Linked DNA regions of Homo sapiens: region 2 is linked to region 1. Evidence: chromatin loops called from intact Hi-C (ENCODE). Cell type or tissue: GM12878. All regions are shown on one strand. Links, peaks and the distances in the headings refer to the core of each region. The heading gives the core; the rest is flanking DNA.

Region 1 (8,085 bases), core at 1,917-6,916:
ATTTCTCCTATCCCCAACCCCTGACAACCACCATGCTACTTTTTGGCTCTATAAATCTGACTATTCTAGGCATCTCACTTGAACAGAATCATACAGTATTTGTCCTTTTGTGACTTGCGTAGTTCAGTTAGAATGATGTCTTGGCCAGGTGCAACATAGAGAGACCCCCATCCCTACAAATAATAATTAATTTAAAAAAACAATAATTAATTTAAAAAATTAGCTGAGCATAGTAGTGTGAGCCTGTAGTCCCAGCTATGGGAGGCTGAGGTGGGAGGATCAATTGAGTTCGGGAGGTCAAGGCTGCAGTGAGTCGCACTGGTGTCACTGCACTCCATGCCAGGCGACAGACCAAAAAACAAAAACAAAAACAAAAACCTAGAAAAAAATATGGAAAGCAAGCACAGTGCTTGGCATACAATCAATGGCCAGTAGTTGCATCCATATAAATGACCCCATCTCTACCTTCAAACTGGGCCTGATTTGCTTTTGTTTATTTATTTATTTATTTTTAATTTGAGACAGGGTCTCGCTCTGTCACCCAGGCTGGAGTGCAGTGGCATGATCTTGGCTCACTGCAACCTCTGCCTCCCAGGTTCAAGCAATCCTCCCACCTCAGCCTCCCGAGTAGCTGGGACTACACGTGCCTGCCACCATGCCTGGCTTTTTTTTTTGTTTTTGTTTTTTTTGAGACAGTCTCACTCTGTCACCCAGGCTGGAGTGCACTGATGCGATCTCTGCTCACTGCAACCTCTGTCTCCTGGGTTCAAGCAATTCTCCTGCCTCAGCCTCCCGAGTAGTTGGGATTACACACCTGGCTAATTTTTGTATTTTTAGTAGAGATGGGGTTTCACCATATTGGCCAGGCTGGTCTTGAACTCCTGACTTCAGGTGATCCACCCGCCTCGGCCTCCCAAAGTGCTGGGATTAAAGGTGTGAGCCACCATGCGCAGCCTGGCTAGTAAATCAGAGATGCCACCAGGAAGCCAATGAGCACAGAGCAGTCAGCCTCCCATCTGATAAATAGGAGTCACCTACCTGTGTACCAAGTATCACCTGGTGCCCTGGTCTGTGCGTGCAGTTTTTCCAGGGCTTGGAAGGGGTTCAGTACTGCTCCCTTTGTTCTAGCTTTCCGTTGTCCTGGACTCCTCCTGGGCTGATGACTGAACTGAGTAGTGCTGAATTTGTTTTTTTATATTATTATTATTATTACTGAGAAACAGTTTCACTCTGTCACCCAGGCTGGAGTGCAGTGGTGTGATCTCAGCCTCACTGCAACCTCTGCCTCCCAGGTTCAAGCAATTCTCATGCCTCAGCCTCCCAAGTAGCTGGGATTATAGGCATGTACCACCATGCCTGGCTAATTTTTGTATTTTTAGTAGAGATGGGGTTTCGCCATATTGGCCCGGCTGGTCTTGAACTCCTGACCTCAAGTGATCTGCCCACCTCGGCCTCCCCAAGTGCTGGGATTACAGGTGTGAGCTACCGTGCCCGGCCTGGAGTGCTGGATTTATAACTGCTGTGGATCAACTTGAATTTGCCGCAAAATCTGTTTAACGGACTCTGCAGATGGAGCGAGCTCTGTCGCAGGCAAGCCTTGGGGTCCAGGGTGAGTGCTTCGTACACACCCTCTGATGGATGTGGGGAAGGTGATGTGTAGAAGCAATGGCGGAAGTAATGTCCACGTCTCTTTGAGATGAGAAACACATATTTTACTAGCCTTAGAGAAAATGTAGATTTTTAAACCTGTAGTTGGGAGGCCCAGAACATTTTTCTTTATAAAATTTGCCAGATGCTTAGCAGGACCTCCATGAGTCAGAGTTGTGATTTAGGCAGAAGTTTGTCTTTGCCCTGGTTCGCAACCTAAGGATGACTGTGTTCTCTTCTCCCTTTTCCTCCCCTCTTTGATGAGTCCACCATCATCAGCACCCCCTGCCCACTCCCTTCCCTCCTCGCCCCCAACCCCAAGCTGCTCTCAGGCAGGGATCCGCTACCACCTGCAGGTTAGTGTGGATTTCACTTGGCATGTTGCGTTTCCCAGGAATAAATGTTTTTCAGTTCAGTGAAGGCTAATTCAGAGCTGCCCCCTCCCACCTCCGTCACTCTAAATAAAAAATGTGTTTGCTAAATGCTGTGGACTGAATTATGTCCCCCTAAAAGTCATTATGGTGAAGCTCTCTCTACCCCATTGTGATGCCTCTGGGAGGTGATGAAGCCTAGATGAGATCATGAGGGTGGAGTTTGCATGATGGAATCAGTGCCCTTATAAGAGACACCAGCGAGCTTGGTTCCTCTTCCTCTCTCCATCCACACACACTAAGGAGAGGCCATGAGGCATGGCAAGGAGGCAGCCGTCTGCAATCCAAAGAGAGAACCCAGACCCCAACCCTGCCAGCACCTTGACCTTGGACTTTCAGTCTCCATAACTGTAAGAAAATAAATTCCTTTTGTTTAAGCCACTGGGTCTGTGGCTTTTTGTTAGGGCAGCCAGAGCTGACTAATACACTAAGAAAATGCAGGTTCAGGCCAGGCACGGTGGTTCATGACTGTAATCCCACCACTTTGGGAGGCTGACGTGGGCAGATCACTTGAGGTCAGGAGTTCGAGACCAGCCTGGCCAACATGGTGAAACTCCATCTCTACTAAAAACTACAAAAAATTAGCTGGACATGGTGGCGCATGCCTGTAATTCCAGCTATTTGGGAGGCTGAGGCACAAGAATCGCTTGAACCCCAGGATGCAAAGGCTACAGTGAGCCGAGATCGTACCATTGCACTCCAGCCTAGGTGACCAGCGTGAAACTCCCCATCTCTAAGAAAATATAAAAGAAAAAGAAAAAAGAAAATACAGCCTCAAGACCAGCCTTCCAGCCTCTTTTTCCAAATAAACTGTTTTCCCTATGACCCTCCTACATAGAATTTCTGACACCCAAACAGCTTAACCCTTACCTGTACTTGTGTAGAAAATTACCTAGATGCACCAGTAGCTCCCAGAGCACCACCAAGGCGAGCCATCCCAGGGTCGCGGAGCAGAAAGACACACAGTCCAAAAGGTTAACAAGCTTAGGATAGGATGCAAGTGGGACAGAAGGAGCACACTGTCTGGATCCAGATCACGCAAAGTTTACATGTCTTATCCCTTTCTCAGCTATATCAGCCTCATGGTAGCACGGATGTAAGGACCAGCATGGAAGTTCCAGTAGAGGGACCCAAGAAATGGCCGCACCTGGAGCCGACACATCCCCTCCTCCACCAGAAGACACAGAGCACGCACACGTGCCCACCGCTGCAGCTGGCTGGTCAGCCCACTGAGCAGCACTGGGCTTATCTCCCTTTTCTTGGGCAGAGTGCATATGGGGCCAGAATGGGACCACACTGGGTCTCACCAATGTGTGGTTGACTTAGGCATGACATGACACAGCTGTCAGCTTATAAGGTGCAGAGTGATTTTCTATCTTTGAGGAACATTGCTGTCTGTTCCATTATACTGTTTATTCCATTTATCTTAATATGGCTTACAGATCACCAATTTACTTATTAACTATACTGAACATATGCTTTTAGTTTTGTGTACATTATCCAACTTGCTTCCTTACAGGGAGAACAAAGCACCTTAATATTGTCCTGAAATCACCCCAGGTGGGAAAGTCAGCCACAGCTTCTGCAAAGGAATCGTGGAACACTATCAGATGTGCAAGTAAGGGCTAGCACATACGTAACCAGATTTAGATATTACTCTTACATAGACATTTATTGCAGTGAGGAATATATATTTGGAGGCGTCTGTTTCCACAATGCTATATATTTTTGAAAAGTGCTACTGTCACAATAACTCATGCACTATTATTCTACTGTGTCTTTATAATGCTGGAAGAAGAGGGGCCAGGATTGTGCTAGTCATCACGCCCCTTGCAACCCGTCTTGCTCCTGCAGTCCTCTGCCTTTCTTTTGGCATGTGCACTTCTTGTTCCTGCCATATGAGTCTGTTAGAATACGAACATAAATTATTTTGAGCAGATGTGAACTAATGTTACCCTACTTGAAGAAAAGAAAGGAAAAACCTGCCGGACAACTCTGTTGTCACCTAAAAGAAAAGCACTGATGAGCTCCAAATAGATGGAAAGTCGATTCCTACAGTTGCCCTGTTTTGCCACGCGGTGGCGCTGATGCACCAGGAAGACACCACGGCTCTGGAGCGAGCAGCTGCTCTGCTGGCTTGGATCTGTCCCAGAAACGTCTGAGGGAGGTGGTGACCCTGAGAAGGGAAATGGACAAGATGATGAGCCAGAGAAAATGGATGAAAGGTAAGAACATGGAGACAGTGTAAGGCAGACGTTAAGAACGTTGACTTTGGAGCCGGGCGCCGTGGCGCACACCTGTAATCTCCGCACTCGGGAGGATCGCTTGAGCCTATGGGAATTCGAGACCAGCCTGGGCAATATAGTAAGACCTCCCAACTCCTCCAACCCCCACCCCGCAAAAACGGAATGTTGACTCTGGGATCCACTACGTTGCTTTCCAATCCCAGCTCTGCCACTCAGGCACCTCAGTTCGCACTTTCTTACTGAGAAAGTCAGAGGGACTGGCTAAGGGCAGACCATTTGGTGGGAAACAAGTGGGGATACGGTTTGGATGTGCGACCCCGCCCAAATCTCCTGTCGAATTGTAATCCCCAGCGTTGGAGGTGGGGCCTGGTGGGAGGTGATTGGATGGATCGCGGGAGGAGGGGTGGGTCTCTCATGAATGGTTTGGCGCCATCCCCTTGGTGCTGTCCTGGCGATCGTGAGTTCTCCTGAGACCTGGTTGTTTAAAAGTGTGTGGCATCTCCACTCTCTCCTTTTGCTCCTGCTTTGGCCATGTAAGGCGCCTGCTCTCCCTTCACCTTCCAACATGATTGGAAGCTTCCTGGAGCCTCCCCGGAAGCAGATCCCAGTATAATGCTTCCTGCACAGCCTGCAGAACCAGGAGCCAATTGAGCCTCTTTTCTTTATAAGTGACCCAGTCTCAGGCATTTCTTTATAGCAATGCGAGGAGGGGCTGATGCAAGTGGAATTACCCTGCTGAGGACAGGCACACACTAAGCACATAGTACTCATCTAAGGGCCTAGAACACAATAGAAACTCGAGAATATATCATGTTGGTGGAGGGGGAAGATGCAGTGACTTTGTATTTACAAACGGTCTTTTAGCTTAATTCTCTCTACTATTTCTCACTTTGTGGAAAAAGGAAATGAAAAATCCACTGAACTGATTTATCCACAGCAGGTACATAAAGCCACTAAAACTGACCCCCTGTTTACTCCTTCTCTTCCACCCACCCCAGCAACTTCCATTTGTCAGCAACACTGCTGGATAAAGTATTGCCAGGAGGAGGTACTAATTCACCAGAAACAGCCCACAGTTGCTGAAGACTGAGTTTTTGCTCCCCTCTCCCTAAGCAACCTGACACCAATTAATCTTTTATTAAAGAAAATTGAGGCCGGGTGCAGTGGCTCACGCCTGTAATCCCAGCCCTTTAGGAGGCCAAGCGGGCAGATCACCTGAGGTCAGGAGTTTGAGACCAGCCTGGCCAACACGGTGAAACCCAATCTCTATTAAAAATACAAAAATTAGCCGGGTGTGGTGTCACACACCTGTAGTCCCAGCTACTCAGGAGGCTGAGGCAGGAGAATCCCTTGAAACTAGGAGGCAGAGGTTGCAGTGAGCCAAGATCATGCCATTGCACTCCAGCCTGGGTGACAAGAGCAAAACTTCATCTCAAACAAAAAAAGAAAAAGAAGATTGAGAGTTGCTTGACAGCAGTTGACCAACTTGGCATCATTCTGTTGTCAGTTATCAGTCTAATGACTAATTTTTTGGTGAAAAGGAGGAGAAAAAGCGGGTGGGGGGGAAGTTCATGAGTCTAATCCACAATGACACTGGCTTCTTTTTTTGAATGTATATAAAAGCAAAGAAGCAATTAGCTTCACATAATGGATCATTTATAGATCATTTTTACATTTCGAAATTATTTTTAAAATATTTTCAGTGGCCAGGCGCAGTGGCTCATGCCCGTAATCCCGGCACTTTGCGGGGCTGAGGCGGGCAGATTATTTGAGGTCAGGAGTTTGAGACCAGCTGGCCAACATGGTGAAACCCTGCCTCTAACACAAGTACAAAAATTAGGTGGGCGTGGTGGTCCATGCTTGTAATCCCAGCTACTTGGGAGGCTGAGGTGGGAGGATGGCGTGAACCTGGGAAGCAGAGGATTATATATATATTTTTTCAGTTACCATTAACAATTGAGTGGTGCTGTAGGCTGTAATCATAACAAAACAGAGACTCATAGGGAAAATGAATCTTAGCTATAATTTGGCTGACATTCTGATATATCATTCATTTTGAATGAAAGCTAGGGTTTAGGCAAGATATGTTTCCTCCAAAATAAATAGGTAACAATTTTTATTCATTTATTATTGTATTTTAATTTGTTTTGTTTTTTGAGACAGAGTCTTGCTCTGTTGCTCAGGCTGGAGTGTAGTGCCGTGACCTCGGCTCACTGCAAACTTCATCTCCTGGGTTCAAGTGATTCTCCTGCCTCAGCCTCCCGAGTATCTGGGATTACAAGCATGCACCTCCACACCCAGCTAATTTTTGCATTTTTAGTAGAGACAGTGTTTCACCATGTTGGCCAGACTGGCCTCAAACTCCTGACCTGAAGTGATCCACCCGCCTTGGCCTCCCAAAGTGCTGGGATTACAGGCATGAGCCACCTGCCCGTCCCTAGGTAACAATTTTTATATTTCCAGTTGCTTATTTTCTCAGTTGTAAATACTGCAGTGCCTACTAGAGTGCTTGATACATTCTTCTCTGTGTGGTAGAGGCAATAGAAAAATGGTACTCAATGACAGTAGTTTATGTAGGAAAAATAATAATCTTATCTCCCCCTCCTACAACTCAACATCACCTCCAAAATTACTGAAGGAAACTGAAATATTTCACCCCAAAATAGATTTCCTTGACATGGTACAACATGGCTATTCAGAAGGTCTGGAAATAAAGGAAAAGCTGCAAAGCTACCCTTTGTTGGGGAGATTTGCACCTGTAGAGAAAATCCACACGGGTGCAACCAGGCTTTCCCTGAGGCCTTCCATTGTCCAATCTGGGAAAGATGAACTGAGAGTCCGACACCTTTAAACATCTGAAAAGAACATTCACCATCTCTTCTCTCTGAGAGCTGCTACCTGTGAGATTTCATCTACATAACAAGATGACCTTTGTAAGCCAAGCCCCCTCTTCTCTCCTTCCCATAACCTGTCTGGTCTTGCTCCAAGCCCTCGTTTTTTCTGAAACCTCAAGATGGTTACAGAAAAGCATCAACCAGGCTGGGCAAGGTGGGACCATAATCCCAGCACTTTGGAAGGCCAAGGTGGGAGGATTGCTTGAAGCCAGGAGTTTGAGACCAGCCTGGGCAACAAAGTAAGACTCCGTCTCTACAAAAAAAAAAAAAAATATATATATATATATATGTATACATATATACATATATATATGTATATATGTATACATATATATATCACACATATATACACATATATATGTATATATATATGCAACATGACAAAACCCCATCTCTACTAAAAATATAAAAATTAGCCCAGTGTGCTGGTGCATGCCTGTAGTCCCAGCTACTTGGGAGGCTGAAGTGGGAGGATTTCTTGAGCCCGGAGGTTGAGGCTGCAATGAGCCATGGTCAAGCCACTGCACTCCAGCCTGGGTGACAGAGTGAGACCCTGTCTCAGAAACAAACAAACAAACAAAAAATTAGCCAGATGTGATGGTGTGCACCTGTGGTCCCAGCTATTCAAGAGGCTGAGGTGGGAGGATCGCTTGAGCACAGGAGTTCAAAGATCCAGTGAGCTATGATCGCACCACTGCACTTCAGCCTGGGTGATGGAGTGAGACTCCATCTCTAAAAAAATAGCTATTAAATTAAAAAAAAAACTTTTAAAAAAGAAGCATCAGCCATCCAGCCATGTATCTGAGGTCTTACGACTCCCATGCATATTAATGAATTTGTATGCCTTCTCTGTTCTTAACCTGCTTT
Region 2 (8,085 bases), core at 1,852-6,851, 420 kb after region 1:
GGCAAACATGTAGATAGTACTTTCCATATGCCATAATCCTACCTCCTGCTTTGAAACTCTGTGTGTCTCTGATCCCTCCATCCATCCATGACATCCAACTGATGGCTTTCTGGAGGCTGGGAACACGGAGGCTTGCTCTCCAATTGCTTCCTTTTGGGACCCCCAAAGGAAGATCTTCCTGCCTTACATTTTCTTCTTTATTTGAACACCGCCAGTGAGCCAATAACGTTTCCCTCATGGAGGCTGTGAAATCCCCTAGGGCAAAGACCACATTTTTCAAATAGTCATTGCTCCCTGGAAGCAATGTATTTCACCAAAATGGGTGTCAATAGCTGTTGGCTGACACTCTCAAAAGTCAAATAAAGTGGAAAAAATATCCATAGTTTGTGATCAATTAAGGCTGTAACTGTACTAATATTCCCGGTTGATCAGCAACTTCTGGGCATTAGAAAGTCTGGTGTCCTAATGGTCACTCGGAATCCTTCATAGACATCTGAATCAGTGATAAATATGGCCTGAATCACTGGTCTCTAAAATGTCAGTGGCTTTCCCTTGCATTTGGACTTCATAACAACCAGATCAGGTCAAGTGCCTGGCATTTCAGTCAGTTCTGCAATGGCCCAAACAACAAACAACCCCAGTCAACCGACTGTGGGAACTGCACTTACTATGATGACTGAATGGAAAATGAATATGTGCAGACTTTTTTCCAGGCCACACCCTCTACCTGGTGGGCATTTGAGGACAGAGTTACAGTGCGGAATCTCCTGGCAAGCCTCCATTCAAAGTTTCTGGGACTCAATCATTCAGACAGGAGAGGACTGCCCTCTCTCAGCACATCTAGAGGAGAAATTTTAAAAATTTCCCTGCTGAGTCCTTTGTGGAAAATAGAAGTTGCACAATTCTTTCGGATAATAGCTCCCCCAGGGAGCTATTGTTCTCGGAAACCCACTCACATTTTTTGGAGCTGCGTGAGGGAATAAGGTTGTATGATGCCACATGAGACAACTCAGCTCATTTTGCTGTGAGGTCAAGAACAGAATTAATCCAGGACACATTCTTAAACTCGGGGCTTTTTATTCTGCAGAGGGACACTCCCCAAAACCCTTTCTTCCATTTGGCAGGACCCAAAACTCAGGCATTTGATTTGATTACAACTTATTACTTTTAGTTGAGTATTCTGAGAAAGAGACTTTGGGAAGCGTCTTAGAGATTACTTGGCAGTCGGGCCAAATATCTCTTCCTATGTTTTCTTAAAGAGTGTAGATCGCACAGATAAAAATTGAATTCCAAGAACAGCTTTGAGTAGCTCCTAGTTCTCTATGGAAAATGTGCAAACAGACTCTAATATAATACAAGAAAGCAAAACAATAAACATTGTACATAATACACTTTTCACAGAAAGACCTGAAAACTGGGAATTTCTCAACCAAATGAGTCAGGTAAGAGAAATCATAATGAAACATCAAATACAAAGAAACACAATAGATTTGATAGCACAACAGGGTGATTATAGTCAATAATTTAATTGTACATTTAAAAATAAGAGAAAGTATAATTGGATTATAACACAAAAGATGAATACTTGTGGGGATCTATACCCCATTTATCATGATGTGATTATTTACTCATTACATGCCTCTATCAAAACATCTAATGTACCCCATAAATATATTCACCTACTATGTACCCACAAAAATTGAAAAAAAAAGGAAACATCATAGACATATTCAATAGCACATGGCTTGTTAGAATGTGCTGAAAAACACAGAACACTAAGATATTTTAAGTGAACATTGAAGTATATGAACATAGGTATCTAAATTCCTTAATTATTGCATTCAAGGGAACAAAGATTAAGGTGCCATAACTGTCTCCCAAATATTTACTTTGGGGATAAATCTTTCCATGTTTGCTTTTAATACTTAGGCAATTTTTAGAGAAAGAAAATCAGATGAAATCCATTCAGCCACTTCTAATTATGCAAAGGAAGGAAACAATATGCTCTGCTTAATATAAAAAAGAAAAATTACAATTGACTGCATATCCCTTTGATGGAAACAATGTCCTTCACTATGTCTCTGTGTGTGAAGTTTTTGGTGATGTATTTTTGAGATGTTACTTTCCACAGATAAGGGTCTGGAAGATCGATTTCTTCAGGAAGCACCTGGATGGTGACTGACAAAAAGAACCAGAGACTGGGCAGCACCATAAAATAATCTCATTCATTTCTTCAGACCTATAGAATTTAACTTGATGAACAAATGGGCTGATAGAATCTAAATCAGACATCTTGCAATTTCCAGAGACTTGGTGGGTAGGTCTAGAACAGGGGTTGGGCTTTGACAATGGAAGATATTGAAGGTCATTTCTGATCATTGAATGGAATTAACCTACCTCAGAGTACTTCCAGGGACGTCTGAGGGAAATGGTCGGCAGCATGGAAACCACAGGTTGAGTAGAGAATCCCAGAGTTTCCCAATCCTGGCTGCACAAAAGGTTTACTTGAGGAGTTTTGTAAAAATCTGAGACCCCCAAAATATTGGCAAGGAGTGAACTGAGCATTTTTTTTAAAGCTCTCTAAGTGATCTGATAAAAACCAGTGTTAATTAACAATCACTGACCCAAAGACCACTTTAGAGCTTCCAATAATGAAGCAAAACTGATAGCTCTAATGCTATGAATCCACTCAATAAACATGTTTCATGTGGAATTTTCTGCATTCTGGAAGTTTAAAAATCTCAGTGACAGAGAAGCAAACAGCACCATAGGAAGCTGGAAAAACTGGGTTTGATTACTGATTTCACCCCCAACTGGCACTAGACTTTGAAAGGATATTTCTTTAAGCCTGGATTACATGAAAAATAGGAATAATGACACAGGGTTTTTATGAGGAAATCAGATAGTCAACTACCATGTCTAGCATCATACCTAGTTCTTAGCAAGCGTAGTAGGTTGAAAATGACCCTCCAAAAGATATCCGTGTCAAATTCCTGGAATCTGTGAATGTTACCTTATCTGGAAAAAGGGTCTTTGCAGATGTGATTAAAGATCTTGAGAAAACGAGGTAATCCTGGATTATATGGTAGACCCTAAATCCAATGACTCTTATAAGTGTCCTTATAAGAGAGGCAGAGAGAGATTTGACACAGACACACAGAAGAAGCCTCTGAGAAGACAGAGGCAAGATTGGAGTGATGTATCCACAAGCCATGGAACACCAGAATCTAGAAAAGGCATGGCAGATTCTCCTCCAGAAGGAACCAACCCTACTGACCCCTTGATCTCATACTTTTGAAATCCAGAAATGTGAGAGAATACATTTCCATTGTTTCAAGCCATCAGATTCATGATCAATTGTTACAGCAGCCTTAGGAAACTCAAAGTGTTCCATGACTGCTAGCGTGCTTCATGATCAAGACAGAAGAGGAAGCCCAGAAAGGAAGCTTAGGGATCATTTTCAGGCAGAAGCAGAGCCCTTTTGTGGTGGGTCTAAAGATGTGTCTGCAGCGGAATGAACACTCAAACACAGAGAAGAGCAAACCGTCCACTCAAGAAGTTGGAGTGGGGGTGCTAGAAGGCTTCCTCTGGGCTTTCTGTTATAGAGAGACTGGGATGGGATGTAGAAGTGTGATCCACAATAAAATATCCATAGGTACCCCCCCAGAGTGGCTAAAGACTGAATATACCCAGTGATGGCAGGGATGTGGAGCAACCGGAACTCTCAACCACTGCTGTGCCTATGTAAAATGGAAAACAGTTTGGTATTTAGTTAAAAAGTTAAACATACACCTAACAGGTATGGAACTCAGCTATTCCACTCCTAGCTATTTACCCAAGATAAATAAAAACATTTGTCCACACAAAGACTTGTAATGAATTGTTACAGCAGCTTAATTTGTAATACCTTCAAAATATTATAGATCATTAATTAATGGATCAATGGAATACTGATCAACGGAATGCTGATGATCAATCAGAAGAAACCACCAACTGATACCCTTAACAACTTGAATGAATATCAAAGCCATTATTCTGAGTTAAAGAAACCAGACATAGAATACATACTATGTAATTCCACTTGTATACATATTTAGAAAATGAAAAAGAATCTATAGTGACAGAAAGCAGATGAATGGTTGCCTGGGGGTGGTGGAAGGGTTTAGACAGAGTTGAAGGGAAAGGGCACAAGGAAACTTGGAATGACGAAAATGTTGGTATCTTAATAGTGGCTGTGGTTTCATGGGTGTATAAACAAATCAAAACTTCAAAATGCATGTTTCAAAATGCATATTTTAAATATGTGCAGTTTATTTCATTTATGCCTCAACATAGTTGTTAAGGTAGATTCTAGTGGGAATATGCTGTATTTACTGAAAGGGGTGATCCAGGAAAGGTGTTCTAGATCAGCATTTGCAGAGAAATAGAGTTCATACATATTTCATAATAGTGATTTAAATGAGTAGCTGAGTGGTGCAGTGAAGCATAGGGTTTCCCCATTTTAATTAGGCTCTTTCATTTCTTAGGGTCAGGAGCCTTCTTGTACTGTGCACGCACAAGTGAGCTTGTTGCTCAAGTCTGCTCCCTGGTGCTGGGAGAGGATCTTTGTTGGTTGGTGTTAGGGAGAGCTTCTCTCTGTTGTGCCTTTTAATCACTCTTCTTTTCCATGGCTCAGACTGAACACTGGGTGGAGAAAGCCCTCCTGCCTCCAATGACCCGACTACTTCATACCCTCCCAGTCTCCCTGCAAAAGAAAGCTCAGGAGAGCACCACTCGTGCCCTCACTCCAACTCCTCCAGTGGATGGTTTGCTTGTCTCTGGTTTTGAGTGTTTATTCTGCTCTAGAAACATCTTCAGACCCACAGCAAAAGGGCTTTGGCTTAACTATCTTTGAATATGGCAGAAGAGTTGTTTTCACTTTTCCACCTTAAAAGTGTGTATATCTCTAAAGGTTTTAAAATATTGGAGAGTAGGAATAGGGGAAACAATTTTTGCTAGCCTCACCATTCAAATATAAGTGCAAATAACTTTCTAATTTTTTTCCACTTTTTGTTTCTATGTAAAGGCTTTTAATAGCATTGCCATTAAGCTATACATGCAGCTTTATTTCCTGCTTCTTCCCGTATTGTTACTCCCTGGCCACTCTTCTATGTTATTACACAAGCTTCATAAATATTATCTTTAATGGCTGCGTAATACTCCATTGAGTGGATATGTCATTGTTAATCATGGCCCTATTAGCAGAGAGTTTAAAACACAGTTAGAAGGGTGACTTCACACAAGACAGATTTTACTCAAGATATAAAAGGAGGACTGACCTATGGAAAGATCCCTGGACTTGGTGTGGGCCTGAGATTTTGGTTCAAGCTGACTTACTAGCTGTTGACTTTTAACATGTGTCATTGCTTAACTATGGCCTCTGCTTACTCACCTATAAATCACAGATCTAGTTAGCTGTTTACTGTTCCTTCCAGCTTTTAAAGTCTGGGATTCTATGATCTACTAAACTGAAGTGCCTGATTTGGCCATCTAGGCTTTTAATGAATCCATTCATTCCTCAAACACCTGAAAAATAGTATGTACCTAAAAAGTTATTTATTTATTTATTTATTTGAGACAGAGTTTCACCCTTGTTGCCCAGGCTGGAGTGCTATGGCGCGATCTCGGCTTGCTGCAACCTCCACCTCCCAGGTTCAAGCAATTCTCCTGTCTCAGCTTCCCAAGTAGCTGCGATTACAGGCATGCACCACCACACCTGGCTAATTTTGTATTTTAGCAGAGATGGGGTTTCGCCATGTTGGCCAGAAATGTGAGAGAATAAATTTCCGTTGTTTCAAGCCATCAGATTCATGATCAATTGTTACAGTACCCTTAGGAAACTCATAAAGTGTTCCAGGACTGCTAGCTTGCTTCATGATCAGGACAGAAGGGGAAGACCAGAAAGGAAGCTTAGGGATCATTTTCAGGCAGAAGCAGAACCCTTTTGCAGTGGCCCAAACAACCCTAATCAACCAACTGTGGGAACTGTACTTATTATGATGACTGAATGGAAAATGATTATGTGCAAACGTTTTTCCAGGCCACACCCTCTACCTGGTGGGCATTTGAGGACAGAGTTACAGTGCGGAATGGACAGAGTTACAGTGCGGAATCTCTTGGCAAGCCTCCATTCAAAGTTTCTGGGACTCAATCATTCATACAGGAGAGGACTGCCCTCTCTCAGCACATCTACCTGCCTTGGCCTCCCAGAGTGCTGAGATTACAGGCATAAGCCACTGCGCCCGGCCAAAAGTTATTTTATATTGATTTGAATAGAAATAATCTGAATTAAATTGAGCCTCTTTCAGTAGACCTCTTCAGGAGGAAAACAATTTAATTCCTGTATTTATAGAAGTAAGTGTTTAGAAAGATCTGACTTGTTTCCTGCACATTCACCCAAGATAGTTTTAATTCATTCCATGTCACACCGTTGAAAACGGCCAAAGTCAAGACAGCAAGTTCTGTGAAAAGATCAAGCAACATCAAAGACCAGGTTGGCCAGGTGTGGTGGCTCTTGCTTATAATCTCAGCACTTTGGGAGGCTGAGGCGGGCAGATTGCTTGAGGCTAGGAGTTTGAGACCAGCCTGAACAACATAGCAAGACCCTGTCTCTAAAAAAAATAAAAATAAAAAAAAAAAAGCTGGATGTAGTGCATGCACCTGTAGTCCCAGCTGTTTGTTTTGGGAGGCTAAGGTGAGAGGATTGCTGGAGCCCAGGAGATTGAGGCTGCAGTGAGCTGTGATCACACCACTGCACTCCAGCCCTCCTGTCTGGGTGACAGAGCCCGACACTGGCAAAATATACATCTTATTAACATCTTCAATTAAACTGAATCTTTAGGCTTAGGAGGGCTCCTATGAATTACGTGGAGATCACTGGGTTCATTCCACACTTAACACTAAATTTGCAAGATAGTACGCCTCCAAAAAGAATAGAAGAGACTCCTGCCTGGATATTGGAAGCCTGATAAACAACTCCATTAATTAAAAGGTGTAGGTAATTAGCATGCATTATTACTATTACTTCCTATTCTATCTTTTTAAAATTTTTATTTATTTATTTATTTGCGACAGGGTCTCACTCTCTCACCCAGGCTGGAGTGCAGTGCCCCATCTCGGCTCACTGCAACCTCTGCCTCCCGGGTTCAAGTGATTCTCCTGCCTCAGCCTCCCAGGTAGCTGGGATTACAGGCCCCCACCACCATGTCCAGCTAATTTTTGTAGTTTTAGTAGAGACAGGGTTTTACCACGTTGGCCAGGCTGGTCTCGAACCCCTGACCTCAGGTTATCCACCCATCTTGGCCTCCCAAAGTGCTAGGATTACAGGTGTGAGCCACCATGCCCAGCCCTATCTTTTTATTTTTAATTTTTTAACAAATATTGTATATATTTGAGGTTTAGAACATGATGTTAAAATATACTTATTTAACAAAAATCCCTAACACAATATAATTGTATAACCTGGCTTCATCTTGCCAGGTTATACTTTCTGCTTCATCTGAGCTTTTTGTTTATTTTTTTAAACAGTAGTTTCTATTTGATATTTATTGAATAGTGTTATTAGAGAATAAGGGTAATCTCTATATAAGAACAAATCCAATCTTAATAGCATAATCACAACTTATAGAAATTTAAGATCCAGGGTAAATAATGCTTCAAAAGCAAAAACGTTAGTGTTAGAAATATAATACAATATAACTGTATTAACTTTAGTGCTGATGTGGTACATTAGGCTTCTAAACTTGTTTATCTTACATATCTGCTATTTTGTATCCTTTAAACTAGATCTCTCATTTCCTTCCTGTCCCTACCTGACACCCCTCTCATGATAACAACTCTCTCTCTCTCTGTGCATTTGAGTGCTTTAAAAAATATATATATTCCACATATAAGTGAGATAATGCAATATTTTTCTTTCTGTGTCTGATTTATTTCACTTAACATAATGTCCTCCAGATCCATCCATGTGGTGGCAAATGGCAGACTCTCCTTTTTTGAAGCTGAATAATATTCCATTGTGCATATATACCACATTTAAAAATCTTC

What was found. Hi-C counts contacts between places; a loop is a spot of excess contacts. Peaks named below come from ENCODE experiments on the same cell type or tissue, not always from the same donor. Only the 100,000 strongest peaks of a DNase experiment are listed, where the experiment ranks them.
Region 2: it touches region 1 in a loop (6-fold over the local background); 2 of 110 quality-filtered maps call a loop at or near these places.

The regions. Positions count from the first base shown.
Region 1 is chr13:95,400,543-95,408,627 of GRCh38, reverse strand. LOC124903193 (a long non-coding RNA gene) reads left to right here and starts at 3,540. Exons shown (of 2, transcript XR_007063839.1): 1 at 3,540-4,303. In GM12878, for the core only: a CTCF peak has its summit at 4,154 (motif pointing right); a DNase peak (open chromatin) is centred at 4,197; H3K4me3 peaks cover 1,141 bases; H3K27ac peaks cover 666 bases.
Region 2 is chr13:94,985,354-94,993,438 of GRCh38, reverse strand. No RefSeq gene overlaps it. Among named protein-coding and RNA genes, the nearest start is that of LINC00557, 29 kb to the right of the region's middle. In GM12878, for the core only: a CTCF peak has its summit at 4,586; no DNase peak of the experiment used is centred there.